Linked DNA regions of Homo sapiens: regions 2 and 3 are each linked to region 1. Evidence: chromatin contacts called from ENCODE Hi-C or POLR2A ChIA-PET data. All regions are on one chromosome and are shown on one strand. The core of a region is the stretch at or near the end of the contact, and the rest is flanking DNA. Distances in the headings are between cores, read along the strand shown. Region 1 overlaps NPAT (nuclear protein, coactivator of histone transcription). Region 2 has its middle 16 kb from the start of DDX10. Region 3 has its middle 28 kb from the start of EXPH5.

Region 1 (3,769 bases), core at 699-3,198:
TAAAATTAGTTCAGCAAACTCACTAGACAAACAGCAACAGCTAAGACAACAACAAACATGGAAGAAGAAAAATCTAATCTCAAGAGTTGTCACATTATATTATTTAAAACATCCTATTTTCCACAAAATATTATGAGATATGCAGAGAAATAAGGAAGTATGGATCATACAGAGTCAAAAAACCAAAAATCTGCCTAGGGAAATCCAGACATTAGACTTGAGACTTTAAATAAGCAATTTTAAATAAGTTGGAAAAACTAAAGGAATCCACGTCTAGAAAATTATGAGAATAATCTCTCACAACATAGAAAATATGAATAAAGAAATACAGTTGATAAGAGCAGGAGACAAACTCCCAAGCAGACGGGTAGGGTACCCGGTGAAACCCGACAACTTTCAAGCCAAAGACAGTCTGAAGCCTGAAAACTGGACTGCCAGTTCTGTGTAGAGCCCATGACCAGAGTGAGAACTTCCTAGATGTCTTTTAGCCAATCAAATGGTGCTTTTTCCAGGTTCACCCATGGACCAATCAGCCTGCACTCTGAGCCCATAAAAACCTCCATTCTGAGCCCATGAAAACCTCAGACTCAACCACACATGGGGACTACCTGCCTTTGGAATCCCCTCTCACATGGAGCTCTACTCACGTTGGGTCCCCTCTCGTGTCGAGAGCTGTTTTGTTGCTCAAGAAAACCCTCTTCCACCTTGCTCACTCCCCAGTGTCCACATAACCTCATTCTTCTTAAACGCAGGACAAGATCTCAGAACCTGCTGAATGGTGGGTGTGAAAGGAACTCTTAACATTGTAGCCCTTCAGCCCTCCGCTGGCACTGGGCAGCTACCCAACAGGAAGCAGGAGTGGGGCTGGGCCAGCCCAGGACTGAAGCAGACTGAAGCAGGGTAGAGGGACGGAATGAGCTGTAACACAAACGAGCTGAAACATGCGCTCCCCTGCCACCTCCGTTTGCCATGCTGTGGGCGGTGGGAAGGAGACAGAGTTGTAACGGTCCTTGGGGGCTCAGACCTCAGAACTCCCTGGGCAACAGCTGGGGCTCTGTGGTTGCTGGTATCTCCAAGTTTTTGGGCGCTGCTGTGTCACCCTCACCCAGACGCCGGCTCCCAAGGTGGAAGACAATCATGGCACAACTGGACCAGCTGCGGGGCTTAATGCAGAGCTGCAGTGGGCATGGAATCCGGGCCAGAAGCAGTCTGCTGGGTCAAGTGGGCAGAGAGGGCCCAGCAATGAGCCTAGAGGCGAGCGAGGCCCAGGCAGGCGCGCCACAGGCCACAGAGATGCTGGACAGCATAGCGGCACTGAATGGATCCTGTGTCATTTCTGGAGGCTTGTCTGGGATCTGTGCAAGGGTAAGAGTGGACCTCTTACACTTTCATTTCTGAGGCTTCTTGCCTTCACATTTTTTTTCCAAAAACGGATGAAGCACTGGGCCTCTGTCAGCCAGTTAAGAGCGAATGGCACAGCTGCAAAGGACAGGCTTGCTGGGGAAGATTTTGTCAAGCCTCTGCCATCACCCTCGGGTACTGGGAATGTTGGCTTTGTTTCAATCCAGTCTCCCTTCACAGAGGTCTAGCCAATGCATAGGATCGGAATAAGGTCCTCGGGCAACTGAAGGCATCTGGCTGAGGCTACACCTCAGTGTTACCTGAAGGCTCCTGGACTGGCCCCAATCCCCAACAGCCCGTTCGGGTGTCAGTCAAGACCTCCAGTCTTTCCTATAGCATTTTCTTTCTCTCTTCCTGGCTCCTATCTCTTCTTCATACACAACGTTAAGGGTGTTGCTGCAAACCACAGTGATAATATTATTGAGTGGAATGAGCATTTTGCTTAGTCATCAGCAGTGTAATTCAGAACAACTTGGTTTTTGTCTGTTCTTAGAAGCAAGAAGGATGCAATGACTGAGAGTTTTCTTTCCCCTGTTGAAGGAATCCATTTGCATTGGGCAAGAGGTTATTTCCCTCAGGCAACTTCCCCTACCTGCGTTTAAGTTGTTTCCGCCCCCGCAATCATGTCAGGAGTCAGCACAGTCCTATGACTACAGGGAGCTTTGCTATGTAAGAGACTGATTTTTTTCCCTCTTGGGAGGCAACTTATTAGGCCAGGCCTCCCCTTCCTTTCTTAGTGTGACTGTGAGGGATGTCTCAGGAAAGCCTTTAATCTGATATTTTTCCCAACCCCTTAGTTATAGTTGAGGGGACCTTTTGTTTACCCATGCCTTTTAAATCATGCCTGAAAGCCCAACTCCTCTGCTAGGCAGGGCTATTTTAGCTGGTACGGGACCCATCATCCTTATGGCTCCAGGACAGACTCTTTGTCTCACCCTAGTGCAGACCAATATTAATTAACCCAGAAGTCTGGGCAACTGAAAGGAAAATTGGTGCAGCCACAACTGCCATACTGGTCTAGGTCCACCTTAAGGATCCCACCTCCTTCTCTAACCAGAGACAATATCCCCTAAAACCAGAAGTTAGGAAAGGGCTAGAAGCCATCACTGATAACTCAAGGATGCAGGGCTTCCTTAAACCCTGCAACAGCCCTTGTAATACTCTGATATTGGATGTACAAAAACCCAACAAAGGAAGGAGACTGGTCCAAGACCTCTGCCTCATTAATGAGGCTGTGGTTCCAATCCATATGGTGGTTCCCAATCCCTATACCCTACTAACTCAAATACTTGAGGGAACTAAATGGTTCACAGTCCTGAACCTAAAAGACATCTTTTTCTGCATACCATTACACCCCAACTGCCAGTATTTATTTGCATTCAAAGATCCATCCAACCAGACCACAAAGCTAACCTGGATGGTGTTACCGCAGGGATTCTAAGACAGCCCCCAGCTGTTTGGGCAGTTCCTTTATCCTCAGGTGAAAGTTTTACAATATGTAGATGACATTCTCCTTTGCGTTCCAATTGAGGAAGTCTCAGGAGGACAGTAAGGCTTGTCTTAATTTTCTGGCTAACAGAGGATATAAGGTCTCAAAATCTAAGGCTCAGCTCTGTCAGACTTCAGTGAAGTACCTAGGTCTAGTCTTGTCAGAGGGGACCAGGGAACTAGGTGAAGAAAGAATTAAGTCCATCTCCTCTTTTCCTCTCCCCAAAACCCTCAAGCAACTGAGAGGATTCTTGGGGATTACAGGACTATGGATACCTGGGTATGGTGAAATAGTTTGTCCCTTATATCACATAATAAAGGAGACTCAGGCAACTAAGACTCACTCCCTAATTTGGGAACCAGAGGCTAAAAGGACCTTTGACCAACTGAAACAAGCCTTGCTTGAGGCACCAGCCCTTAGTCTTCCCATAGGGAAGACATTCAATCTTTATGTATCAGAAAGGAAAGGAATGGCCCAGGGAGTTCCAACTCAGGCCCAAGGTCCAGCCCAGAAACCTGTAGGTTACCTAAGCAAGGAGCTGAATTTGGTAGCTAAAGGATGGCCAGCCTGCCTCCGGGCAGTCACAGCAGTAACCTTGTCAGTACCAGAGGCCACTAAGGTGACCATGGGGTATAACGTAACCATTTATACTCCACATAATGTGGCAGGACTGCTGTTCTCTAAGGGGAGGCTCTGGGTAGTGGATGACCATCTCCTCAAATATTAAGCTGTGCTATTAGAGAGATCTGCAGTTAAGAATCTGTCCTTCCCTAAACCCAGCAACTTTCCTCCCAGAGAAAGCTGGGGAGCTTGAACATGACTATGAACAGATAGTAGTGCAAACCTATGCGGTCAGAGAGGACCTTGAAGAAACCTCCT
Region 2 (3,769 bases), core at 477-2,976, 450 kb after region 1:
ACCAGCCAACCAACCAACCAACACAAACAAAAATGTGATAGCAATTAACTGTATCTTCTGCTATGTACTGAATATTTGTTATTACACACTAGATTGTTCTTGCTGATAGAATTTTGAAGCCATTTTCTGTTTCCAGATCAGCATGGGAGATAGTGGTTTCTGCACACAAACAAATTGGCTTGTTTTTAGCATGAATGATTTGTGTTTGTGCTGAACAAGACTTTGCCAGCTAAATGGTCTGGCAGAAGCACTACGCATATATATAGATAACCAAGCAAGAAATGCTTTCAATTTACTTGCTATATTTTTGAAGAATAATGTATCTGCCTAAATAACCTAGTGGGAATTACCTAGCTTTCTCTTCATTTGTTTTTCTAAATATACATTACTCCAAATATTTTAACAATTAATGAAGGTATGACTGGACATTCATCTTTTTCACTTGATATATGGAAATATAAAACCATTATCATTTTGATTTCATTCAATCACTATATCTGGTTATAATTCAGCTGTGTTTTTAATCACTAATATACTCCAGGAAGTTCCATGGTGACACTGAATGTATTACACTATCAATTTATTAAAGATGCTTTCCTTACCAAAATACTTGTTCCAAAAGTTTGTTAAAAAGTCAATTATTTATAAAGGTGAATATGGGGGGAGGAGGCAGAGCAAGGTGGTCAGATAGAACCCTCCAGCAAATGAACAATTATTCATGTAAGAAAGCACATTCATAAGGCAGTACCTGTTTAACATTATATCAAGGAAAGAGGAATTGAAGAGGATAGGAAAGACAGCCTCGCATTGCCTATACCACCCTCCTCGATCCCTTGGCAGTACTACACTGAGCGTGGAGAGAGAACATGTGCTCTTGTGGGAGGGAGAGCAAAGTGAGTGTGGGACTTTGCTGCCTGTCACAGTGGAAAACAACACAGAGAAGAATTCTGCTGGCACCCACAGAGAGATTATCTAGACCAAAGGGGAATCCTCTGCCCCAGCGGTAGTATCCTGAGTTCCCGTCCAGCTCCACCACCGGTGGCTGAGGCCCAGAATAAATTTGGGAGGCAGTCAGGTCACAAGGACTGTAGCCCTTGGGCAAACCACAGTGCTGGGCTAGGCTCAGAGCCAGTAGACTTGGGATGCATGTGACCCAGTGAGACACCAGTTGTGGTGGCCAAGGTAGTGCCTGACTTATCCCTCCCCTTAATCCAGATAGTGCAGCTTGGGGAGAGATTCCTCTACTTGGAGAAAGGAGAGGAAAGAACATAGAGGACTTTGTCTTGCAACTTGGGTGCCAGCTCAGCCACAGTAAAATGAAGCGTCATGCAGATTCCTGAGGCCCCTAGTTTGAAGCCTTAGCTACCATCACATGATGGTATTTCCAGACCCAGCCTGGGCCAGAAAAGGAAGAACCTGGCAGAATCCACCACCTGCTGACTAAAGAGCCCTAGGACCTTGAATAAACAAACATCAGCAGTTGCCAGGCAGTAGTCCTAAGGGCCTTGGGTGAGACCCAGCACTGTACTGGCTTCAGATGTGACCCAATACAGTGCCAACTGTGGTGGCCATGGGAATGCGTGTGTCACCTCTCCCCAAATCCAGGTGGCGCAGCGCAAAGAGAGACTCCTGATGGGGGAAAAAGAGGAAAGAAAGCAAGAGTCTTTGCCTGGTAAACTAGGGATTATACTTTATTTTACCCAAGCCCATCAAGGCAGTGCTTCTAGGAGTCTGCAGCAGTTGCAGCGTTACTGGGCTTAAGGCGCCTCCTAGTGCTGATATGGCTTCAGTGACCACAGGCTTAGATCACAATACTAAATTCCTTTTCAGTACAGCCTTCCCAAGAACAGGCACAGACAAGCCCAGGCTGCTAAGATTGGAATAAATACCTAACTCTTCAATGGCCAGACATTAATGAACATTTACAAGCATTAAGAACATCCAGGAAAACATGACTTCACCAAATGAACTAAATAAGACACCAGTCACCAAAATTGGAATGATGGAGGTATATGATCTTTCAAACAGAATTCAAAATAGCTGTCTTGACGAAGCTCGGTGAACTTCAAGATAACTTATACACACAAGGAATTCAGAATTCCATTGGACAAATTTAACAAAGAGAATGAAATAATTTTAAAAATCAAGCAGAAATTCAGGAGCTGAAAAATTCAATTGACAAACTGAAAAATGCATGAGTCTCTCAACAGCAGAATTGATCAAGAAGAATTGGTGAGCTTGAAACAGGTTATATGAAAATACATAGAGGAGAAAAAAAATAAAAAGAATGAAGCACACCTTCAAGATCTAGAACATAGCCTCAAAAAGGCAAATCTAAGAGTTATTGGCCTTAAAGTGGAAGTAAAGAGAGATACTGAGGTAGAAAGTTTATTCAAACAAATAATAACAGAAAACTTTTTAAACCTAGAGAAATATCAATATCCAGGTACAAGAAGGTCATAGAACACAAAGAAGATTCAATCCAAATAAGACTATCTCAAGGCACTTAGTAAACTCTCAAAGGTAAAGGATAAAAAAAGGATTCTAAAAAGCAGCAAGAGAAAAAGAACAAATAACTTATATAGGAACTCCAATATGTCTGACAGCATATTTCTCAGTGGAAAGTTTTTAGGCCAGGAGAAAGTGAAATGACATATTCAAAATACTGAAGGAAAAATATTTCCATTCTATACTATTATATCCAGCAAAAATGTCCTTCAAACATGAAGAAGAAATAAAGACTTTTCCAGACAAACAAAAGCTGGGGAATTTGGTCAACACCAGACCTGTCCTACAAGAAATGCTAAAGAGAGTTTCTTAATCTGAAAGAAAAGGACATTAATGAATAATAAGAAACCAGCTAAAGGTGTAAAACTCACTAGTAGTAGTACACAGACAGATACAGAGTGCTCTAACACTGTAATTGTGGTGTGTAAACCACTCATATCGTGAGTAGGAAGACTAAAAGACCTATCAAAAATAATGACTACAACAACTTTTCGATAGATACATAGTATTAAAATATACAAATAGAAAAAACAAAAAGTCAAAAAGGATGAAAAGGATGGAGTTAAAAGGTAGAGATTTTTAGATTTTTTTTTTGTAATTAGAGTTGTCATCAGTTTAAAATAATTGATTATAAGATGTTATTTGCAAGCTTTATGGTAACCACAGATCAAAAATCTACAACAGATACCCAAAAATTTTTCCAAAAGAAATTAAAATATACTACAGAGAAAATCACTTTTACACAAAGGAAAATGGGAAGGAAGGAAGAAAGAAAGAGAGGACCAACAAAATAACCAGCAAACAAATAAGAAAATGGCAGTAGTAAATCTTATCTGTGAGTAATAACATTTAATGTAATTGGACCAAATTCTCCAGTCGAAAGACATAGTAGCTAAATGGATTAAAAAAAAAAAGACCTAAGTTTATGTTGCCTACAAGAAACATATGTCACCTATAAAGACACACATAGGCTGAAAATAAAGAAATGGAAAAAGATATTCAATGCAAATGAAAACAAAAAAAGAGCAAGAGCCAGGCATGGTGACTCACACCTGTAATCCTAGCACTTTGGGAGCTGAGGTGGGAGAATTGCTGGAGGCCAGGAGTTCAAGACCAGTTGGGCAACATAGCAAGACCCTCATCTCTACAAAAAATTTAAAAATTAGCTGAGTGTGGTGGCATGCACCTGTAGTCCTACCTACTTGGGAGGCTGAGGTAAGATGATCACTTGAGTTCAGGAGTTTGAGATTACAGTGAGCTA
Region 3 (3,769 bases), core at 840-3,339, 420 kb after region 1:
TTTTTTTTATTATAAAAGACCAGATTCCTTGGAACATATCCTCGTGGAGAAAAAAATAACTCTATCTATTAGATAAGTAAAATAAATTCTGTTCTAATATATAAACAGCCATATTCTAATAGGTCAGAACTATTTTTCTCTATTTTACAGATGAGAAAGGGTAGACTCAAAGAAGTTAAATTTCTTACTCAAGTTTACATAGCTATTATGTATTATTGCAATTTTTGTAGGTAAAATTGAAAAAGGTTATATGACAAGCTCATATCATTCAACCTAATAGAAAATCCAGGGCTGCAGTGCATGGACTCTATCTCCCACCCTAGAGTCTTATCTTATGTTGAAGTGAACTAAATATGGCCTGAGAAGGACTCTGTACTTCTATATTTGAGTCCTTGTGGAGAACCATAACCTAGCTTAATAGGCAGACAAAACTGAAAACTAAACTTAGGAGTATGCACCTGTAACAATAGCTGAGTGTTGGTCAATCCCAGCAGCCATACTTCAACCACTCATAGACTGCTGAGTGTTCAAACTGCGTTCAAATATGGCAAACACTGAGCTGTAACCAATCTCACTGTTTCCGTACCTCATTTCCGATCCCTGTACGTCACTTTACTTTTTTTAATCTATAAATTTGTTCTGACCACGATATACCCCAGGAGTCTCTCTGACTCTGCTGTAATTCTGAAGGCTACCCTATTCACAAATTGTTTCCTTTTTTTTTTTTTTTGCTCAACTAAACTCCATCAAATTTGACTTGTCTCAAGTTTCCTTTTAACACTTACATACCACTGTTTCTTACTTGGATCTTTAATGATGACTTGAATTGTTTTAATTTAAATGTTACTTAATATGTACAAACAAAAAATTAGGTACAAACTTCTGATTCATGTAGCTTTATTAAACTATATGGGCAATAATTTTTTTAAACTTAAAAATTAAAAAAAGAAAACTAAATAACCTAAAAATCTATTTACCAATATGTATGTCATGAAACAGAGGGTATAGTGTTGCTGAAAGAAAACAATGAACTAGGTTTTTAAAAAAATCAGCCATTGGTTACTTTAATGAAATATTCATTTTAATACTGTATCCTCCCGATGCAACGCTAATGAATAAAACACACTGTTTTCAGAATTTTTTTAACTGCATACTTACTACTATACATAGTAGTCATGAACTGTTGAACTTCTGTGTACAGAAGTGAAATTTATGTAACCTATCTACTCATTTATGACAATATGCCTTTTATAGTATTTGCTGTGTGATGACTCAATTCTTCTACCAGTTATCTCTATCTGACTACTTGTAAAACTTTCTCTCACTTCATGCCTCCACTTGGATTGAAACCATCATTCATATATTACATTTGCTTCTTGTGTTTTTTTCTCATTGGTTTATAACAATCAAAGTAGTTCATGACTCCACTGTATCATATCATTTTCATACAAGCAAATGGAAGTCTCAATGGATTAACTTTTCTATAAAACTAAAGTTTTTTTCTATGAAATTGCCTTTAATTTTGAATTTTCACTTCAATGAAATAAGTTTGATTTTGGTAAAAGAATGAAACATCAGTACTACTTTGAACACAGTTAACTGTCATTTTAAAATCAAGACATAAAAGCAACCACAGATGCTTGCCAAGAAATTAAAAATTCAATGCTAAACATGTAGTTCTAACAACAAAGAGGACTAAGATAACACAGAATCTTCTCTCGTAAACCTCAAAATGCTGGATGCAATGTAGCTATTTAGAGGTACAATATAATTATATGTAACTACATAGAGAAAGGAAACTCCCCATACCAGAAATGGAAAAAAGATGTGAAAGCCTTGTGGTAAGCACACAGACTGACTCTGCAATTTTACACTTAGAAATTAACAATGCTATTTAAGACCATAGGTCTTAAGCCTATGCAGGGACACTGAGAGCGATGTGCCTGTGTGAAAGAATGACTAGAAGAACTCTCCCCATAGTCTCAGGGAGACTCAAAGGAAACATGTCAATGCCTAGGTTTTTGGGCAGAAAACAACATAAGCTCTTTCAAGAAATTAAAACCCCAGGTACTCCATGGACAGATGTGGAATTTCCTGTATTGTCCAGAAACTCCCCGAGTCACAAAGTTAATGTAAACCTCAACTTGACAGTATGCCAGAAGCAAAAATTAAATAAACAAATAGCTGGGCATGGTGGCTCATGCCTGTAATCCCAGCACTTTGGGAGGCTAAGGCGGGTGTATTGCTTGAAGCCAAGAGTTAGAGACCAACCTGGCCAACATGGCAAAACCCTGTCTGCACTAAAATAAAAAAAAAATTAGCCAGGCATGGTGGTGCGTGTCTGTAGTCCCAGATACTCAGGAGGCTGAGGCATGAGAATCTCTTGAACCTGGGAGGTGGAGGTTGCAGTGAGCCGAGATTGCACCACTGCACTCCAGCCTGAGTGACAGAGTAAGACTCTGTCTCAATAAATAAGTAAAAAATTAAAAAATAAATGTATTACTCTGTTTTCACGCTGCTATAAAGAACTGCCCAAGACCAGGTAATTTATAAAGGAAAGAGGTTTAATTGACTTCCAGTTCTGCATTGCCTGGGAGGCCTCAGGAAACTTACAATCATGACTGAAGGCAAAGGGGAAGGAATGAATCTTCTTCACAGGGCAGCAAGAGGGAGAAGTGCTAGCAGGGGAAATGCCGGGCACTCCCAAAACCATCAGATCTTGTGAGAACTCACTATCATGAGAACAGCAAGGGGGAAACTGCCTCCATGATCCAATCACTTCCCACTGGGTCCCTCCCACGACATGTGGGGATAATGGGGATTGCAATTCAAGATGAGATTGTGGTGGGGACACAGACAAACCATATAAATAAATAAATAAACAAACAAATAAGCTACTTTACAGGGTACTTCCAAACCCAAGGCTACAAAGAAAAAATGATCCCCAGTGAAATGACAAAATACAGGAGGAAATAATCCACCATGTGTGAAAGTTATCAGATTCAATAAACAGCAGTTATATACTCCCTCCCAAGCACTTCAGCTTATAGCACTATAAAATAAGTATGTTTAAAACAAGAGATAAGAAAGAATAGGAATTACAGGAAAATAAGATCAAAGTCCTACTTTTAAAAAATAAAATTTCTAAAAATTAAAATAAAAAAATACAGCTACACTAATTCTTAAATAGACAATTCATGACCTGAAATTTAGATCTAAGGAAATATATACAAATGTGACTCTCAAAAGCTTGAGAAATGGAAAATATGAAAGATAGTTTAAGAGATATGGAAGAAAGAAGAAAAATGTCCAGTGCCTATCTAATAGGAATTTCCAAAGGAGAGAATGAAGAGTGGGAGAGGCAGTATTTCAAATGATAATGTCTGAGAATTTTCTTAAATTAATGAAAGACATGAATCTTCAGGATAACTAATGATGGAACACCTCAAATGAAAAGAAAATATTAAGACACCCAAAGATTTTTAAAACTTAAACTAAAAGAGAACATTAGTTAAAATGACAATAGACTTTTCAACAGAAATTATCAAATTCAGAGTCAATGGAATAAAAGTTGCAAAACTGTCAACTTAGAATTCTATCCCCAACTAAATTATCATTCAATTGTCAAAATAAAATAAGGCAAAATAAAAATATTTTAATACAAAACAGAGAAGATTTACCACTCACATTCCTTGCTAAAAGAGCTAAAGAAGGATTTACTTTAGGCAGAAACAATTTGAACAAAAAGGGAAGGATGAAGGCAAAGAGG

Evidence for each region. A loop is a pair of places that touch in the nucleus more often than their neighbours do. ChIA-PET counts read pairs that join two places held with the same protein, here RNA polymerase II (POLR2A). Pooled maps may share reads with other maps.
Region 2: a map of endothelial cell of umbilical vein shows a loop between it and region 1 (6-fold over the local background). The contact joins two enhancer-like sites. A Hi-C loop is called at or near these places in 3 of 168 maps with a recorded cell type or tissue (CD8-positive, alpha-beta T cell, endothelial cell of umbilical vein and naive thymus-derived CD4-positive, alpha-beta T cell) and 7 of 50 pooled maps. POLR2A ChIA-PET finds 5 or more read pairs at or near these places in 2 of 52 experiments (GM10248 and MCF 10A).
Region 3: a pooled map shows a loop between it and region 1 (9-fold over the local background). The contact joins two enhancer-like sites. A Hi-C loop is called at or near these places in 2 of 37 single-sample maps with no recorded cell type and 10 of 50 pooled maps. POLR2A ChIA-PET finds 5 or more read pairs at or near these places in 2 of 52 experiments (GM10248 and T-cell).

What each region holds. Positions count from the first base shown.
Region 1 is chr11:108,198,148-108,201,916 of GRCh38, forward strand. The region is part of intron 1 of NPAT (nuclear protein, coactivator of histone transcription); the gene reads right to left. Among named protein-coding and RNA genes, the nearest start is that of NPAT, 23 kb to the right of the region's middle. Within about 2 kb of position 1,949, at least 5 of the 41 ENCODE cell types and tissues checked have a DNase peak (open chromatin) inside an H3K27ac peak, as active enhancers do.
Region 2 is chr11:108,646,710-108,650,478 of GRCh38, forward strand. No RefSeq gene overlaps it. Among named protein-coding and RNA genes, the nearest start is that of DDX10, 16 kb to the right of the region's middle. RefSeq lists enhancers at 1,391-1,440, 1,471-1,520. Within about 2 kb of position 1,727, at least 15 of the 41 ENCODE cell types and tissues checked have a DNase peak (open chromatin) inside an H3K27ac peak, as active enhancers do.
Region 3 is chr11:108,619,807-108,623,575 of GRCh38, forward strand. No RefSeq gene overlaps it. Among named protein-coding and RNA genes, the nearest start is that of EXPH5, 28 kb to the left of the region's middle. RefSeq lists an enhancer at 2,161-2,240. Within about 2 kb of position 2,090, at least 5 of the 41 ENCODE cell types and tissues checked have a DNase peak (open chromatin) inside an H3K27ac peak, as active enhancers do.